2 separate regions of the Homo sapiens genome follow, and region 2 is linked to region 1. Evidence: chromatin contacts called from ENCODE Hi-C data. All regions are on one chromosome and are shown on one strand. The core of a region is the stretch at or near the end of the contact, and the rest is flanking DNA. Distances in the headings are between cores, read along the strand shown. Region 1 has its middle 67 kb from the start of EPAS1. Region 2 overlaps LOC105374584 (a long non-coding RNA gene).

What was found. Hi-C counts contacts between places; a loop is a spot of excess contacts on that map. Pooled maps may share reads with other maps.
Region 2: a map with no recorded cell type shows a loop between it and region 1 (16-fold over the local background). The contact joins two enhancer-like sites. A Hi-C loop is called at or near these places in 3 of 37 single-sample maps with no recorded cell type and 2 of 50 pooled maps.

What each region holds. Positions count from the first base shown.
Region 1 is chr2:46,227,481-46,233,669 of GRCh38, forward strand. No RefSeq gene overlaps it. Among named protein-coding and RNA genes, the nearest start is that of EPAS1, 67 kb to the right of the region's middle. RefSeq lists enhancers at 1,420-2,404, 2,980-3,069. Within about 2 kb of position 2,756, at least 12 of the 41 ENCODE cell types and tissues checked have a DNase peak (open chromatin) inside an H3K27ac peak, as active enhancers do.
Region 2 is chr2:46,644,810-46,651,330 of GRCh38, forward strand. It overlaps LOC105374584 (a long non-coding RNA gene), which reads left to right. Exons shown (of 2, transcript XR_940058.3): 2 at 3,206-6,521. Among named protein-coding and RNA genes, the nearest start is that of CRIPT, 31 kb to the left of the region's middle. Within about 2 kb of position 3,467, at least 2 of the 41 ENCODE cell types and tissues checked have a DNase peak (open chromatin) inside an H3K27ac peak, as active enhancers do.

The DNA.
Region 1 (6,189 bases), core at 1,506-4,005:
CCAAATAAAAATGCATTGGATAATAAAGCTCACTTGGCTGCAGAGGTCATGCACATCGAACTTTACATTTTTCTGTGTGATTTACAACAGTTTTGCTGTTCTCATTGATCAACTTAATCATGATTAAATGTAATAAATTTGAACTTACAAAATAATGTAACAGTCTGCTGTCATATGTTTTGTATGTTTTGCCTATTGGACTTTTTTTTCAGAACAAGCTTTCTTTAAAAGTTATATAATTCTTTGGCTCAAAGAAAAAACCTAGAAAATAATATTCCCCACTGACCTGTACTTTCCTGACCCAGCAAGCCTTCAGCAGATTTGTCTTGGACTAGAATTCAAGACACCTGGGTGCCAGTCCTGGCTCGGCTACTCAGTAGGTGGGTGACCTTGAGCAAACCCTTCGGCCTCTCTTAGTTCTTCTTAGCTGTCGTATGGGATACAGCGCCTTTCCTATCTACCCTGTGGGACTACTGTGAAAAGCAAATGAGGCAACAGGTATATAAATTTGTAATCTGTGAAAGCATGCACATGAAAGAACTTTTATTTTGATAGCTAGAAGTATCCTCTCACAGGTTAAATATTTCTGGTCCTCCCAGCAGAGAGACACGCCTGGGTATTTATTCAGTAGACCTTGAGTGCCTTTCTGGACCAAGCAGGGACTGGTGAGGCAGAATTGAATATGATGCAGTCCCCGTTCTCAAAGAACTCACAGTTTGATAGGAGAGGCAATTACAGTAAAACGTGAGAAATACAATATAATGGTTATAGACAAAGACTGGTGGGACTCACAGGAGTCAAAATGTCTGACTAGAGAAGGCATCACTGACAAGTGACACCTGGATCGAGTCTTCAAGAACATGTGAGAATTTACCAGGCAGAGAATTGATTGATTGCTGGGTGGAACCCAGGCAGTGCCCCAACTGTGGAGCAATTTCTCACCCCTCTTTCTTTATCAAGTCTTACCTCTGCTGTGAGATAGCAGACCATCAGAAACTTGCTCTCAGCTACCTATCCTATTGGAAAATGTTTGAAAAAGATGTTAATGACAGGTTAGGTGTGTGCTTCCCTCCAGAATAGATGCATTTGGGTCCAGAGGGTGAGATGGTTCTCTATACACAGAAATACCAATAATTTTAGCTAAATAGATTTACTTTTAGGGAAAGTACCTAAGTAATTTTTTTTGAACCTCACTCTTTTACTCAAGTTAGAGTGCAGTGCTATGATCACAGCTCACTGCAGCCTTGACCTCCCGGGCTCAGGCAATCCTTGCACCTCAGCCTCCAGAATAGGCGGAACTACAGGTGTGCCACCACACCTGGCTTTTTTTTTTTTTTTTAATAGAGACAGGGTCTCATCATGTTTCCCAGGCTGGTCTCAAACTCCTGGGCTCAAGTGATCCTCCTGCCTAGGCCTCCCAAAGTGCTGGGATTACAAGTGTTAGCCACCATGCCTGGCCAATACCTAAGTAATTTCTATGGCCACCAGCTGGTACCAGATCATTACAAACATTACTTTTCTTCATTATCACAACAACCTTGTTTTTTTCTTATTATAGGTGGCAGAACATAGGACGAGAATCACCACCCAGCCAGTTATACCAGAGCCAGGATTCAAACTCAAGCCATGATCTTGCATATCCATTGACAAACTGGTTCTCATAACCGCCCTGGGAAATGAGCAGGAAAGGAATGTTATCCCCACTTAAGATGGGGAATCCGGGCATGGAAAGCTCTGCTGGGGACTCCCCGCTGGGCTTCCTGACTCCTACCCTGACTGAGGTTGTTACCTTGCAATGGAGGCCAAAGTCCTGACAGGCAGTGGGAAAGATATTTTGGGGTAGGGCTGTCTCCCTGGTGCTTGTCAGATCTCATCTTGTGAAACAATTGGTTCAAGTTCACTGGGCCCGGGTGCGCAGCCTTCCCTGGCTGGAGCTGGGACCCTGCTGTTCTGAAAAGCTATATGGAAGGAGATTTCTTTCCTTCTCTGATTATCCTCACCACTAGGTGGGATGGAAGCTGTCTACCAGAGTCTGCTGCAGGTTAACCCTTCCCCTGCCCTCATTCAAGGACATGACAGGGATGTTCCAGGTAAATGTGCCCCCTTGGCTTGAGACAGCACTTGTGGTAATGGAATAGCTTCCTCTGCTATGGCCTGCTTGTGTTAGTTCACTGAGAATGGACTCCCTGTGGGTTCGTAGAGTGCAACAATTGAAGAGCTTGAATAATGGTTAACCAGGATGAAGTCACATCCGAATATGCGTCATCTCACCACCTCCTTTGCTGCAGTCCGAAAACCCCACTGAGTCTTTGTTCTTTTTCCATCCGTCTGTCTCTCTTGGTATCTGTCTCTCTCTTTCTCATCACCCCTTCAGGGTATTGATGCTTATTGATACTGGATTTTCTTTCTCACTCCAGTTTTTCCTGTCTCTATCCACCTGTCTTTCTCCCTCCAGCTCTCCCTCACTCTCTCTCCCTCCCCTTTTCCTCCCTTCTAGTTCCCCATTTTGCTGGTCTCATTGTAGACCTGCATTCATTTACGATTCATTATTCTTACTGAAGAGATCCTTTGATCTTGTCTGTTAAAAAGTAAGTGAGTTGCACTCTATACACCAAGAAAAAACAAAATCATCTTTATTTAACTTTTTTTCTGGCCATGGGCCTGTGGCTGGGGCAAAAATAGGTCTCCCTGTTTCTGGCACACACACCAGCCTCCCCAAGCTGCAAGCCAGCCCAGTGGGCAGACACAGCTGCGAGGCAGGAATACTGTTACCCAACTCAGGGTGGTGCCAGAGCTCCGAGTGCCCAGGCAGGCCTCCCCGCCAAGGCAGGGATCGCTCTGAGGCCAGAGGAGGCCCAGGGGACAGAGTCAAGGCTCCTGCTCACCTGGCCCTGGGGCTGTGGCTGGTGCTGGTTAGCCACTTCCTCCCCTTCCCCAGCAGGGCAGCAGGAGGGTTCCACTGGAGCCCAGCCCTGTCTCAGCTTGACCCCTATACCTGGTGACATCCCGCAGCCTGGGTCAAGCTGTCAGGTTAGCACGCAGCCCAGTTAAATGCACTGGGCTAACATCTGGACTTAGAGTTATGTAATGTTTTTACCTCATAATATTGTAACCTAGTAGAGGACATTTTATGGAGTCTTTAGAGGTGACCAAACTGAGGCTCATGGAGGTTGAGTTATCCAGTTAGTCAGGGATGAAGCTGGTGCTCAGGACTCTGGAATTCCTTGCCCAGATGTTCCCAAACCAGGTTGCATGGGCTGCTCCCCCAGGCCTGTTTCTTAGGGTAAGTGGTAACAAGCATCCCCATCATCTCCAGTTTGGAGAGCAGCCATGGGGCAGTAGTTTGCTGGGGGGAGGGTGGAGCTTGGACATGTAAGCTGGAGTGTCCCCTGGCATGAGTGTGAGGTCCTCTGCAGGACAGGATGTTGCTGGGGACAGGAAGTAAAGGCGGGTGGGATGGAGGCTGGGGGCTGGGGACCTGCTTTTCCTGAACCACCACATTCAGGCATGGAACTCCCAGGAACCGAATGTTCTGAATTTCAACCTGGCCTTCCAGGTCATAATGAATGTGTATTTGCAAAATTAGAAGGATAGAATGTACTTTACTTAATGATTGTTAACTCAATAATTTTGAAATATTAAGATGTGAATTGGGCTATCACTAGACTTAGGGGCTCTGAGCCTCACAGATATTAGAACTGGGCCTGTGAAGCACCTTTTCACCTGTTGATTGGCTATTTGGTTTCCTCTTATGTGACACACCCCACAGCTGCTGTCCCAATTCCCCTTCAGATCCTCTCCTCTGGGGCCCGGGAGCTCCTCCTGACCACTGTCCTAACCCCAGGCTGGCTCTGCTCTATCCCCTTCTCCATTCTGCTGCCAGAGACATTCCTAAACGGCTCAGAAATTTTCTAAGTATCCCACTAGCCATGAACTAGAACTCCAGCTCCCAGCCTGCCCTTCAAGGCGTTGGTTCCTTATGGAGCTAACTGTAAAGACCAAGTTGCTTTCTGCAGTGAGTTGGGGAGGCCAGGTGAGGATGCACAGGGAAGTCAACCGTGTGGCTAGACCTAGTCAACACTGTGGCTAGGCAAAGGCCAGGAAGCGCCACCAAGAAAGAGCAAGGAGAAGAGCAGGGTCAGGGCTTGTGGAGACTGGGGTACAGATGAGGGGCTCAGAGGTAGGGCCACCCTGTTACCTCCTCAGCTCTGTGCTCTACTCTCACAGAAGGACACACAGCCCTCTGCTGCTCTCTTTGCTTTTTTCCTTCTACTCTCAACACCAGCCAGCTACCTGTCTTTTTCTATGTCTCCACTTACAATCCCCCAGGGGAAGGATCTATTGATCCAATTAGTGCCAATATTCCTTTGGGCCGAATGTTCTTGCCTGGCCGCAAAGGAAAACAGAGGTACCCAGGCTGACCTAATCAACTGAGAGCTAGGAGGTGGGGTCACGTGGTTTCTGAAGCTGGTCTTCTTGTTCTGGGGTGAATGGGCAGGTGTTCCAAGACCTGGCCTACCCCGTTCATCAGCCAGGCTCCAAGGCACCGTCCCCAGAGGTCCAGCTGCTGAGCCCACACAGTCTTTGCTTATGCCATTCCTCTCACCAGGTACACTTAGCTTTCAAGCTCAGATAAGTGCTGCCCCTCCTTCCCTTTCCCTCCCAGGAAGCCTTCCCTAAACCCCTCCAGCTAGAATGAACCCCTCACTCTGGGCCCGTGTTGCTAGTGCTTATAACCTTTTGTTAGCACTGATTTCCTTCTTTCTGTTATTATTATTATTGAGATGTAATCTCCCTCTGTTGCCCAGGCTGGAGTGCAGTGGCTCGATCTCAGCTCACTGCAACCTCCACCTCCCAGGTTCAGGTAATTCTCCTGCTTCAGCCTCCCAAGTAGCTGGGATTACAGGTACCCACCACTACGCCTGACTAATCTTTGAATTTTTAGTAGAGATGGGGTTTCACCGTTTTGGTCGGGCTAGTCTTGAATTCCTGACCTCATGTGATCCACCCGCCTCAGCCTCCTGAAAGTGCTGGGATTACAGGCGTGAACCACTGCACAGGGCCCCTTCTTTCTGTTATTATTGTGAGTTGTTACTGATCTATCTCCTTAATTGGGCTGTAAACATCATGGAAGTGGAGACTATTTTATACATCTTTGTATAGAGAGTCCAAGTGCCTAATACAGAGCCCTGCATAATAGGCTTTCAGTTCAATATTTTGTTAGATAAATGAATAAATGATCTGGAAAAATCAGCACAACAGATGATCCCAAAATTAATTCTCTATTTTCTTAGATGCATCTTTTAAATGTTTTAAACACTAATAACGGATTTTTAAATGCTGGGGGCTCAAATACTGCCCCTCCACCCCCATTTCACCCTGCACCAGCTCCTCCTCAGTCAGGTCTAGGGTCCTGCCTCTGTCCCAGTGGCCACCTGGCTGTGGGGGCAGGGTGGGCCACCCAGGAACCTGTGTGGTCAGGGCTCTGCATGGAGGGTCTGCCAGGGCAGCCTGGGATGTGGCTGGGCTGCTGCTGTGGACTGGGTGGGGTGGGAGGCGTGGACAGCTCCAGCGTGCTCTCCCTCACGTCCTTGAAGTTTGCCCATCCTCTGACTCAGCTCCAGCATCTCAATTCGTGGATGAATGCCCTGGTCCTAGACAGAGAGCCAATTCAGCCCAGCAGGGTTTCTGGAGGGCTCCCAGGAGGGGGAGTCCCGGAACATGGCCCGGGACAGTGAAGTTGGGGTGACGGCCAGTTCACTCCAGCTGCAGCCTAGGACACATTCCTCTCCATTCCCACCCCCACCTCACATTCTGCTGGAGCCCTCCATAGTGCCCAGCTCTACGGGTAAACAGGAGACTCAAATATACCTTGGGGGCTCAGCTGCTAGTGTTCTGCAGCTCCTCTGCCCTGTTCCTCTGTTTCCCTCCATCTGGCTTTGTGTGTGTGCATATGTGTGCTTGTGTGTGTAAGGGTGTACACTCCTGATGGCAGATGAAGCCTCCATTCAGGGTTCCTACAAGCCCCCAGGACTGCCATACACAGAGCTGCAGAGGGAGTTCAGGAGTTCAGCCTCCTATTGAGCTGAAAAAGGCCCCAAAGGCAGGCTTAAACTTTTTTTTTTTTTTTTTTTGAGATGGAGTCTCACTCTGTCACCCAGGCTGGAGTGCAGTGGCACGATCTCAGCG
Region 2 (6,521 bases), core at 2,217-4,716, 420 kb after region 1:
TGTGTACAATGGCAGAGTTGCAAATCCTAAAATATTTACTGCTTGGCCCTTCAAGAAAAAGTTTCCTGACCCCTGTTTTAGTTAGTTCTGGAATGATGAGCATGTGTGGAAAATCCTCGGGTTGATGCAGAAGCTTAGTGGCTGCACAGTAGTGATACATTGTTTTCCCAGGCTATTTTATTGTTTCTTAATTTCTTAATCACTTTGTGGATTAAATTCATGGCCAGAAGTAACTCAGACATCTCTAAGGATTGTCCTATTGGCATAAGCTAAAGCACGTATTATTCTACATTCATGGATTAAAATATTAAGTAATTTGATCTAGATGATTGTTTACAGTTTAACGCAAATACACTTAGTCTGTTCTGATTATTTACTCAAGGATTATATTACTACATTCACTCAAGAATAATAGTATGTAATCATTTCCTGTGGGATCTGCAATGTTTGGGCCTTCCTTCAAATTCGGTTCTCTGATTTGTCTCCATGACATGGAGTTGGCCTTTAGGTTATGTGATTGAGGTTCCTCAAACAGGATGTTAATTTTCCACTCTTCGTGGCAGGAGAAATATAGTCTAATCTCATGATTTAGTGAGCCAAAGAGCTGTATCCCTTTTCACACTATCCTTCTTTTATAAAATAAATGTTAATTTTGTTTCTTTGTGCATCTTTTGGAACAAACTTGTATTTTCAAAGCCCTCACCCCATACTCAGGTGAGCATACTTTCTAAGGCAGCCCATTTGGAACAAATGAGCTTTAGCCAAGAGTTTAATGATAAAAATATATTGCTTGCAAAAGCTCTAATTTAGCACTCTGGTGCCTCCTACATGGTTTTGCCAACAAACTCATCTTTGCCTGGAATATAGGCTCTTCGAAGGCAGCTGCCACTCTCTCTTCAAGATGTGAGGGGGAAGAGAGTTTGAGGCTTTTCATTGTGAAGGACCCTCCACCCCCGTGTTCCTCCTACAGGCTCCTGATTCACACAGCACAAGTTGAGAAACAGGGAAATGGAATCTTCTTGCCCAGGCATGTAGCAGCTAACTCCTTTGAATCCGAAAAATGTGTGTTCATAATCACCAAGTTTGAAATGCAGAGTCATCACTGCTGCTGGAAATCTGAGGCTGGTTCAGAGCCAGACCAGCTGCTCCTGGGGCCCTCTTCTACTTAAGAGGCAGTCTAGCCTGTGGCCTAGCCTGTTCAAGGTTGCTCTTTCCCCAGAGCCCTGGTACTCCCTCTGTCAAGTTTCCACTTATCTTTCTGGCCTATCCAGGAACCCTTCTCTGAGTTCTCAAGGACTGGCTAGGTGTCCTGCCTCACAGTCACCTACAACCTGCATTTTCCTCATCATAACTTTGAAATTGCTACTTTGCCTATCTTCGCATGGGCTCTTCCTCCAACTACACTGTGAGAGCCTTAAATCCAGAAACCATGTCTTTTTTTTTTTTTTTCAAAGAGAGTCTTAGATGAATTTGCCAGGACTAAAATACAGAGTTCCTTGTTCCCTGTATATAGCCCACTATAGAAATTCAATGGTTTTTGAATGAAAGGATAAATGAGTGAATGAAGGGACTTCGGATCTGGCTGGGGCAGAGACTGTGGAGCTAGAAACTTAGGTTGCTTTCCCTTTCTTCCCTTCCCATCCCTCCTCTTCCAAAACCCAAGTCTGACAGGCTGTGAAGCACCTCTATATACGACTGATGGAGCTTTAATTGTTCACCCAATCTTTAGAAAAGATCCTTTTAATTCAGCACTGTGCCCGAAGTCCAGGCACTTAGCTCTGGATGCCCGACTGCAGAAAATACCAACAGCCAGTAGAAAAACTGCACCAATGCTGGGGGTCCTATTTTAATTATTCTAGAAAAATTCACTTTTTGCTCAGTGTTTGGTTTCATTTGGGGCTGACCTCCTTTCTTGCAGGCCCTAGATTCGTGAAATCTATATTAATCAGCAGAATAATATTAGCCAATTCCTTACCTCGTTTTTCCTTCCCCTCATTTGGACAGCTAGCCTGGTTTGTACTCCTTATCTCAGAGATGAGATGTGATAATAAGAGGCAGAGAAATAAAAGTATGTTCCTGGCTTTTGGATTCAGAAGTTGCCCTTATGGGAAGGAAAAAACAAACAAATGTGGCATAGATAAAATATTTGGAAGAAAAGATAACAAGAGTAGAAAAGAGTTTCTTAGGGGGAGGAAGTGAATTCATGGGAAGGTACAGAGGGCAGAGATGTTTCTGGATCCTGTGTGCTACTTCACCCTGGGAAGGTGACACAATTGCAGATGTTTTTGTGAGACTTGGGAGCAGAAAAGACATGTTCTTTGCATCCTCAGTGAAGCCCCAGAGGAGAAATGGGTGCATAATGGGTCCCCACTGAAGAGAACGTAGGCAGATGTGCAAAGTTTCCCATGCCCCAGTGAGAAAGAAGCATGTCTCTTCATGCCCAAGAGCACATCAGAGAAATGGAGAGTGCTCCTGAATCCGAAAGGGTCACACAGACAAGAGTGAAGAATGTCTCAATAAATACCAGTGTGGAAGAATGATCTTGAGGACCACATCCTTCACTCTCTCTCCTTCCCCCCTCCCTTTCTGCACATCTTGCATCTCAGAAGCCCCCTCCCGGAAACTAGATACAACTCCAGGGGAAGGTGAGGTTGAAATCCACAAGTTCACTGAGATAAAGTTTCTGACAATGCAAAGAAAGGGAGGCTTGAAATCAAAATTAGTTTCTATTTCTTACATAAATGTCTGGACTAGAATTGTGTCCACTGCTCAGATCTTACTTATATTCAGGGATGACGTATCTCATGGAAGAACAGGGCTCAACGAGCCACTTAAATGTCTTCCTATCAAATGTTAAGGTTCTAGAAACCAAATGGTGGGTATATTATCCAACATATGCCGTGAAAGCAGAGCCAATCCTGGGGGAAAGCTTCTCTCCTAATGGTAAGGTGTCCATATCCTCTGCCCCAAGAACCAAGACAAGTGATCTGACAAGTGTGAAGACTGCTTTTCAACATGAAAAAGAGTTTTCTTAAACTCAAGCATGATATTGGCTCTACTTTGAATATCAGTTACGAAAATTCATAACGAGCTGAGGTATCTTCACTAACATTGCAAATTAATTTCTTGTATTCATCACAATGACATTTATGTGTATTTGAAAAGTAATCCATATGGATGAGCATATTTTTCATTCACTCTACAGACGGAACATGCACGCTGGTTTGCAGATCCCTTGCAGTGACTCTACAGCTCCCAGGAATCTGAGGTTCACAAGGTGAAACCTACCAGGCCAAACAATTTAAAATTGGTTTTGTTTTGAAAATCCAGTAAGTATGATGGCAATGTCTTGCAGAAATTCCTCTTTTAGTATTCCAGTCTGTGGGCTCTGGCAGAAGTAATAGTCTGCTGCAAACAGATCACTCTTTTTTGTTTGCAAAGTCTTCGTACCAGCTGAATCACAGCTTGCTTTTCACTTTTCGTAACACCTTGCAACATCGCAAAATATTTGCTGGAGTTTGTGAAGGGCGGCTGCAGAATTAGTAAACTGAAAGGAGGCCTTCCTTTACTCCCACCCCTGTCAGCACCTTCTGTTCTAGCAGACCGAAAGGCAGCTTGAGAACTCTGATTGCTTCTCTAGATTATGACAATTCTTGGCACCATCGCCCGGGGCAAGAATGGAAGCAAAGGAAACATTATGGAGTTTTGCAGGTGCCAGTACATAATATTGTCACTTTACAAAATTGAATTTATAAATGACTTCATGAAGGTGAGTTGCTATGGTAACCAGCCTTCTCAACTTTTATATCTGGAAGTAAGGATCATATGGCCCCTTCTGTTTGGGACTATGTATTCTGGGTTTAATGAATAACTACCCATCCTCTAACTTCTAGTTAACTAGGCTCATGGGATGCTAGACCAGGAAGCAACATTAGCAACCATCTCATTCCACCTCCTTCATTCATAGATGGGAACTGAGACACAGAGAAGTGGCACTACACAGCTAACGTGTGTCAGCCCTGAGCCTATGGTTTCTCACTTAGTTTTCTTTTTTTCACAATGAGTGATTTTTGCAAGCCAGTTTAGTTATATATTGTTATTTTTAAACATTTTAGATTGAGAGGGTCCATATGCATATTTGTTATATTGTGTGCTGATGGGGATTGGGCTTTATGTTAGTCAGGGTTCTCCAGAGGAATGTTTTCTTGCTTAGTTTTCTAGTGCTCTTTTCTTTCTGCCACACTGAATTTCTGAAGGGACGCACCCAGCTTCCACGAGTGGATAAGAGACATGGAACCACAGTTAGACACAGGGCCACTGTCACTTCTTACTGAGATGTTAAAACAAGTCCTGTCCATGTACTGGTGTGTGAAGTGTCTAATTTTCTCTATCAGAATTATTACAAATTCCACATGACAACAACTTCCACTGATTCAAAATGATGTATGGGGGGACAGTGTGGGGAGGTGGGGAATGACCTGAGGAAACGTGATCTAGTATTGTGGTTCCATAGTCTAGCATACATAGATTAGCAATCTGCAAAGAATTAGACTGTACCCGAATTGTAGTGAGCATAACGTAAACTTCCTTTAGTCACTCAAAAAAATATATCTTTGGTTTTTTAAAGTCTAGTTTCTTGAACAATAATTCCTGTTGCATAAATACATGAAAAGGTGCTTCGGATAACAGCTTTTCTTCCAGTTAAGAAATCACCAGGCCACAGAAGATTTAGCTATTAGGATTTTCCATAGATTCTTGGAGTGAAGAATGGCAGAAGCTTAAGAGTATTTAGTACATTCTTCTAAAAGCAAAACAAAATGCCAAATTAAAACTAAACAGTGAAATTAGAGTGTTCGTTCACTTTAAAGAGATATGAATACAAACACTGGATCCTCAACAGTCTTTAAACATTGCAGATCACCTGGATATCTTGTTAAAATGCAGATTCTGGTTCAGGAGGTCAGGGAAGAGACCCAAGATTCTGCATTGCTAACAAGCTGTCGGGTGGTGTCAATGCCGCTTGTCCTTGGTCTATACCTTGAGTAGAAAGGGACTAGTTAACTTGCTGTCTCCTTGAATGTGTTTTCTGTGAGGGTCAGCCCTGACCACCCCAGTCACAGGAATCTTTCTGGCCTCCGGATTCCTAGTGCTCATATTGTATATATCGTCCACAAGGTACTTAGGTACTGTTGTATATTGGTATGTCCCATATGTGCATGTCTTCTGTCCCCAACCAGATTGTAAGCCCATCTGTGTTTGCTCAGCCCTGTGTGTGCAACAGAGGTGCTGAATGAAGACCTATCGATGATTGATTGATACGTTAAAGATTATTTCCTCCTTCCTCAGAATGCTACACTTCGCTCATCAATGGAGCTCAAGATGTAAAAGTCTGGTTTAAGAGACATTGAATCTATTCTGCCTTTTATTATCCCTTTCTTATAAGTTGACTTTTAAGAAATCAATGACTGTGTGGAGAGTTCTAACTGGGTACGTAATAAAATAACCAACTGTGGGGGTGGGCAGGGGGCCCTATCGCACCAGGAAGCTTGTTTATTGGTTGCATTAGACCACTAAAGTGGAAGCACTGAGATATTCTGGAAAGAACACAGCTTGGGGGCCAACAGATCTGGGTTCAGAGCCTTACTGCATCACCTACAAGTTGTGTCTCTTTAGAAAATTTACTTAAAATTACTGGGAATTTATTTCATCATCTGTACAATGGGCTACTTTTTTCTGTGATTGTTGTAAGAATTGTAATAACTGTTAAATTGCCTAGCATGGTGCTCAGTACAAGATGTTACACTCTCGGCGGAATCACTTCCAAGTCAAATTGGAAATTGACTGTTAGCCACCCATCACTCTGGTTTGAGAAAGCTGGTGGGATAGTTTACATGCATGGCATTAGCGCCATCTAGTGGTGTGTTACTGCCTACGCTTCCTTACGGAATTCTCTCTTCCAGTACCTTTGAATGGCCACTTAATTTATTCATTTTATTCAACAAGCATTTATTGAATGCCTACTGTGTGCCAGACACTGATTTGGCAGCTGAAGCTACAACAGTGAACAAGATAGATCATGGTCCCTGCCTTTAGGGAGTTTGTGGTCAGGTGGGAAGATAGAAATAAAATAATTACTGAAATAAAATTTGAATTCAACTTATGAAAAGCACTATGAAAGAGTACAGTAGCCTGTGAGTTTATAATAAGGCTTCCCTAGGGAAGTGACATTAAAGGTAAGAAGCATAGAATCCAGTCAGGAGACCACATCAGGCAGGTAACAGCTGCCCAGCGGCACCTCCCTGGACACATTTACCCCATCAGGATCAGGAACCTGCCAGTCTGTCAGGAGCTCCCATCTTGAACTGAGGCCTGTTTCATCAATCATCTAATGTCTATCACATCCCACTCTGTGCAAGTCACTTTACGTACGCCACTGCGGACTTTCTCATGTTATCCTTTTACAGGCGATGTGCAATGAGGTTAAGTAACTTATACAAGGACATAAAACGGCATGTCAGAGT